Linked DNA regions of Homo sapiens: region 1 is linked to region 2. The links are chromatin contacts, found by Hi-C in ENCODE. All regions are on one chromosome and are shown on one strand. Each heading gives the region's core, a stretch centred on a gene start or an enhancer-like site at or near the end of the contact. The rest is flanking DNA. Distances are from core to core; before and after follow the strand shown.

Evidence for each region. A loop is a pair of places that touch in the nucleus more often than their neighbours do. Pooled maps may share reads with other maps.
Region 1: a loop to region 2 is called in a map of naive thymus-derived CD4-positive, alpha-beta T cell, with 14 times the contacts of the local background. The contact joins the promoter of NBDY here to the promoter of PHF8 in region 2. A Hi-C loop is called at or near these places in 1 of 168 maps with a recorded cell type or tissue (naive thymus-derived CD4-positive, alpha-beta T cell), 1 of 37 single-sample maps with no recorded cell type and 8 of 50 pooled maps.

The regions. Positions count from the first base shown.
Region 1 is chrX:56,727,606-56,730,589 of GRCh38, reverse strand. It overlaps NBDY (negative regulator of P-body association), which reads right to left and starts at 1,347. Exons shown (of 3, transcript NM_001348129.2): 1 at 1,001-1,347. The coding sequence starts at 1,236. The coding sequence ends at 1,030. RefSeq lists an enhancer at 1,227-1,306.
Region 2 is chrX:54,043,158-54,046,038 of GRCh38, reverse strand. It overlaps PHF8 (PHD finger protein 8), which reads left to right and starts at 1,566. Exons shown (of 22, transcript NM_015107.3): 1 at 1,566-2,277. RefSeq lists enhancers at 975-1,434, 1,645-1,894 and a silencer at 1,455-1,624.

The DNA.
Region 1 (2,984 bases), core at 98-2,597, 2.7 Mb before region 2:
GATGTCACTCAACCTTTAAGGCCCACCCAAAGTTCCTCCTTCCTTTTTTTTTTTTTTTTTTTTTTTTTTTTTTTTTGAGACGTAGTTTTTTGCTATTGTCGCCCAGGCTGGAGAGCAATGGCGCGATCTCGGCTCACTGCAACCTCTGCCTTCCAGGTTCAAATGATTGTCCTGCCTTAGCCTCCCGAGTTGCTGAGATTACAGGCGTCCACCATCACGCCTGGCTAATTTTTGTAACTTTAGTAGAGACGGGGTTTCACCGTGTTGGCCACGCTGGTCTCGAACTCCTGACCTGATCTGCTCACCTCGGCATCCCAAAGTGCTAGGATAATAGGCGTGAGCCACCGCGTCCGCCCCCCTACTCCTCCTTTTTGATGGCTCATGATTACTACCAGGCAGTGACTTGGTCCATCCTCCACCCTTCCTGAATACCTTGAACAAGCAAACATTATGGCACTTGGATTTGACTATCACATTGTAGCTTTAAAAAAAAAAATTCAACTCTCCTGCCTTACACAGAGAAAGACATACACTTCTGAAGGCTGGCCTTCAACAGATGCTTTTTATTGGCCTTGAACCAGCCTTTTTTTTTTTAACAAAAAAATTTTCCAATGCACGCAAAAGTAGAGAGAATAATATAATAAATCCCTACATATACATCACCCAGCTTTAAATTATCAACTCATGAGCATTTTTATTACACTTTCCCTCCACCTTGGCACCAATGACTTACTTTCAAGCAAATCAAAAGATTCAAGTCTATTTCTTAGAAAATATAACTACAATTATTTCATCTAAAATATTACAAATAATTATTTAATGTCGTTAAATATCCATCATTTCATTCAAGCATATTTTGTGAAAGAGCTGCTTAATCCCTGCATGTTATTTTTTCTATTTTGAAATCATGGAAAGAACAGGGAAAAGGGGAAGGAAATTTGTGAGAATGCATAAATAAGTTTCAAAGAGCCTAGATGTCCTAGATGAGAAAGAATCTGACCTGGTTTAGGGTGGGAGAAATTTATTTCTCTACTTCTCCGGAGGAGGAGGGTGCGACTTCAGGCCGGCTGATGCAGGAGGAGGTGCGGAGGGTAGAGTGGTACTACCTCCGTTGGGAGTTCCTTCCGGATAATCCCAACGCGGAGCGAGGAGGCAGCGCTTTTTTGGAGGCTTGGCTTCCCGTGCGTTTCCAGGTGGGAGAGTGGATCTCCCGGAGGCACAAGGTTGGTCTCCCATAAGGATTACAGAAACGGGTCGTCAGTTTTCTCCGGTGGGCCCTGGCAAAGCCAAGAGACCTGAGATGGCGGCGAGTCCCCTCCAGGCACAGAGCTGGCTTCCTCCTGTTTCGCTCTTACCGTATTTCCTGTATCCTGAGACGTACATCCCTTCTCCGCCTCCACCCCTCCTCCCTACCCCATTCTATTTTAATGTTTCTATTAGGATGGGTGTTAAAAACCGATGTCGTTATTTAATATAGTGTTTTTCCATCGCGCCCCACCCCCACTAAATGTAAATAAATTTATTGAGAATTTAATATAATTTATGCAATTTTAAGATGAGAAGAAATTCAAGTTTACCTTTAAGTGGTAAACTCTGAATGGCTTATATGTGTGGGAGGGACGCGGGGGTGGGCGGTAACCAAATAAATTATTGAAGAGCTTTACAAGCCAGCTGCAGATGCACATCACAGAGCTGTGAAACTAGCTACAAACATTTAAAAAGCAATATGCAAACATGTAAGTTGACTAGAGTGCAGAATAGCACACTAGCACAAACCATGGAAATTGAATGTGGAAAATGAATTCACCGTATGTCATAGAATCTAAGATCATTTTTTCTTTATTTTTTAAGCAAATTTGTAATTTTTGAAGGCTTATTATGTTTTTCCCCAAATTTGAATATCTAGGAAATCTCTGCGACCTAACAATTGATGGTACACTATACTTTAGTTGGCAGCTTTTTTTTTTCTTTCTTGTAGGTATGGAAAATAATGACCCATCTTACTAGTGATGATATGTTATATTCTATGATTTATGGTAACCAGAAGAAAGTACCACGTGTCTCAGAAGAAAAGGCTTCTGGAACTTCTTAGACCTTCATTATTAAAATAGCCTACACATCCATCTCCCTTTAGCTATGGACAAACTAGATCACACTTCTTCAGCTTTGTTCTCAGTGCTTTTTGTTTGTTTTTTGTTTTTTTAAATGGAGAGAGCTTAGTCCTTAATGCCAGAGTAGAAGTGCCTGTTAAACTCTGCTGTTTACAAGCTCTGAGCTCTTTGAGTAATTATTTAAATTCTTGGAACTTTGGTTTCTAGGCCATAATTTTTTCCTTGCAAAGGTGTTTCCATAACCAGGGATAATACATGTAAAGCATTTACTACTATAACTATCTCTTATCTCCACCCTTCTACCTTCCTCCAAGTAACCAGCACAGCCCTTTACACAAATTAGGTACTCAGTAAATATTTGGGAAATAAATGACCCCGTGGTTTTGTGCCAAATGCTACTAATAAAGACAGAAAAGTCAGATGTAGCTGTAGCTTAATGAAAAGATGTGAGGGAGGCATTGAGAGAGGCAATATTTTAGAGCTAGAAGAGTAGTTGGAACTAGACATACTGATGTGGGAGACAGCAACATAGAGGTGATAGTTAAAGACAAGGGAATGGATTATATCCCCAAGAGAAAATCTAAAGGAAAAATAATTGAGCTAAAAACAGAATATTGAGTAATTAGAGACAGATAGAAGAAAAGAAGTCTGCTGCAAAGGCTGAGAAAGAGTGGTCAAAGTCAGCGAAGAAGATTCTAACCCAGAGTTTCTCAATCTTGGTGCTATTGACATTTGAGGCCAAATCAATCTTTGTAGTGGTTGCCAGAGTTTACCGTTTAGCAATGTCCTAAGCTAAGCCTCTACCAACTATATGCCAGTACTACTCCCTACTCCTCAAGTTGTGATAACCAAAAAGATTTCCAAACATTGCCA
Region 2 (2,881 bases), core at 317-2,816:
AGTTCTAGGGTGCAGTGAGCTATGACCGCCCAGCCTGAGTTGACAGAGTGAGACCTTGTCTCTAAAACAACAAACATAAAAAAAAAAAAAAACCCTAAACCATCCTCTGGGTAAGTCACAAATATGAGACTAAGCTACCCCTGCTCAAAAACCTGTGTTTTCTTTTTGCTAACTGCATACAATCTAAACTCTTTTGCATTTCGCAATCTTTCATGTTGTGACCCTTTACTGTTTGACCTCCTACCTATCTCTCTTCTGTTTTCCTTGTTCCAACAATATTCAACTTCTAGTAAATATTTTTCTATGTGCCTCCATGCATTTGTACACGTTGATCCTTTTGAGTACAATGTTCTCGCTTGTTTATTTAAGTGAACTTAATCGTCCATGTCCCCCTGCCGTCTTTCTTACAGCAGCTGCAAGCAGCTTGTAAGGCTCTTTTGTAGCTTCATGTTGCATTTTGCAAAGGTCATTTTGCAGGTGGTATTTGTGTGCTTACTGTGCCTTCTATTCCAATTGTTTACTCGCAACTTTGTTTCCTGCACTGGCAGATGCCCTCCCACTCCAGAGGCCCTGTTTTCACCATTGCATCCCCAGGGCCTACCCCACCATCACTGGTTAGTAAATTGTGTGCACGCACACATTTCCTTTTTAAAGCAATGGGACCCTTTAAGAAAATGAAATAGTAAGATAACTCCTAGAGAATTTTCTAGAATGTTTGAGAAAACCTAGGCCATCTTGAAGCATATGTACGAAGCTCCACTAACTCAGCAAAGCTCCACTAACTCAGCCTTTCCTCTCATCCCCCCTCCTCTCCCCTCCCCTCAGGCTATAGTCAGAAAATTGTGGGACAGGTGCAAACAAATCCTTGAACTGTATTTGAACTGAAGTGAAACAGTAGGGTCAAAGAAGAGTTCAGAGGGAGTTGTGGAGTTGGCAGCAGCTTTACAGAGGAACTACACTGAGGGCCTGGGGACAGAACGCGGGTAGCACAGGGCACAAGGTTCAACGTCCCTGCTCCGGGACTCAAGTCACTTGGCTTCTCGAAGCCCCTGCCTTCATTTGGTGATAATCACAGAGCTTCCTTCACAGGGGGAAGAACCAACAACGCAGAGACCGTGGGAAAGAGCCCAGCCTATCGAAGGTGCTCAATGAACAGGAGCCGCGGTGAGTACTCCGCCTCTACCCCGGCTGAAGCCCGCCCCCGCCGCCACCTATTAATTTTGTAGTTTGGAGTCACCGAGTTCACCTCCTCTCATAGGAGGAGAAGGCTGGGGAGGAGGAGTGTGCGAGTCGGGGTAGCTGAACTCCCTGTTTGCCCGGAGGAGGGGGAAGGCTAGGAAGTTTCGGGCCCCACTCAAAATGGAGCCAAACGTCTGCCTCGCCTAAGATGGCGGCTTCTCCGCCTCTGGGCTCAAGGTCTTCAGCGGCGATTGGGCACCTTAAAGAGACGAGCGGGTCCAAAGGTGGCTGAGAACCGCCCTCCTTTCTCAAGGTGGCGCCCCGCCCCCCCGATGACGTCACCCGGGAGCCGGCGGCTCGCGGTTCCCCGCCTCCGCCGCGCTCACCTCGCGAGTCCAGCCCTCATAAGATGGCGGTCGCCTTGGTTGTCTGGGTAGCGCCGCCACTCTCAACATGGTAGCTGTTTATCCCGTATTTCTCCTCCCCTCTCCGCCTCAACTTCCTCATTGTTTTGAATAAACTTTATTGACTACTCCGAATTGCCTACCACCGCCACTGGGCTTCTCCCAGCGACTTTTCGGGCCGTGTGCCTCGGACGTGGCGGCCGGTTCATCTCTTTCCCCGTTGGTTTGCTCGCGAGTATCTCCTGCCGGCCCAGCGACGACGCCACTTGCCCGTTCGCCGGGCGGCCGCCAGACTAGGCCCAAGCCGCGGTCTCCAGTAGGCCCGAACGGCCGGGCCGAGGGGAATGTTGTGGAGGAGGCTGCTCTGAAGCACCGTTGAGCGGCTGGCGCCGCGCGACCCAGCGGGGGGCTCGAGGGGAAGGCGAGCGAGGTTCCCGGCGGTACGGGGACTATCCCAGAATTCGACGCGCGTCGCCGTAGGGGCCGGAACTACCGGACGAGCCTCCGCTGAGGCGCTTCGCAGTCCCGGAGCTAGCCCGGCTGCCGGCGTGTCGCTGGGGCTGAGCTCCGCGGGCGTGGAGTCCTTGCAGCCCAAAGCATGAGGAGGTCCCTGTAGGATTCTGGACTGAAGACGTTCTTGTCAGGTTTGGGGCGTGAGGAGGTTCCTGTCAGTTGGGGAAGCGTTAAGATTCCTGTAAGTTTTGGGGGCTGCGAGGCTATTACTGTCAGTTTTAGGATATACTGTGAGGTACCTGAACATTTGGGGAGACTAGGGAGCTCTCATCAGTTTGAGGGGGGGCTGCAAGGAAACGCTGCCAGTTTCCGAGCGATGCAAAAGAATCCTTGCTTAGTTTCGGGAGTGTGAGGAAATTCTAGTCAGTTTGAGGGGTTTTGAATAGATCCTTTTGAGTTTCAGGGATGCAGCCAGAACCCTGTCATCTTTAAAGTACAGAACGAGCTGGTCAGTTTAGAGATTTATATTTATTTCAGTTTTGGGGGTGATGAGACTCCTGACTGGTCGGGGAAGGAATGATATTGAGAGTGATGGAAAGGATTATTTAAACTCTCCGAACACGACCCCAGAACTGTGATTTGAGTTGGGCGCCTAGTCTTGTCTGTCTTGTTCGTGAAGGCTTTGAGTAACCTGAAGAGACTTTCAGGGATCCCTTATCTCTCTCTGGTTGGCCCTATTTCAGGTGGTGAGAGGAGGGTCTTGTCTTGAGATACCCCCAGCCTCATTTTTGACGCTGTGGTTTGCGTCATAATAGAGGGAGCCCTGTGAAACAGGGGTCAGCTAG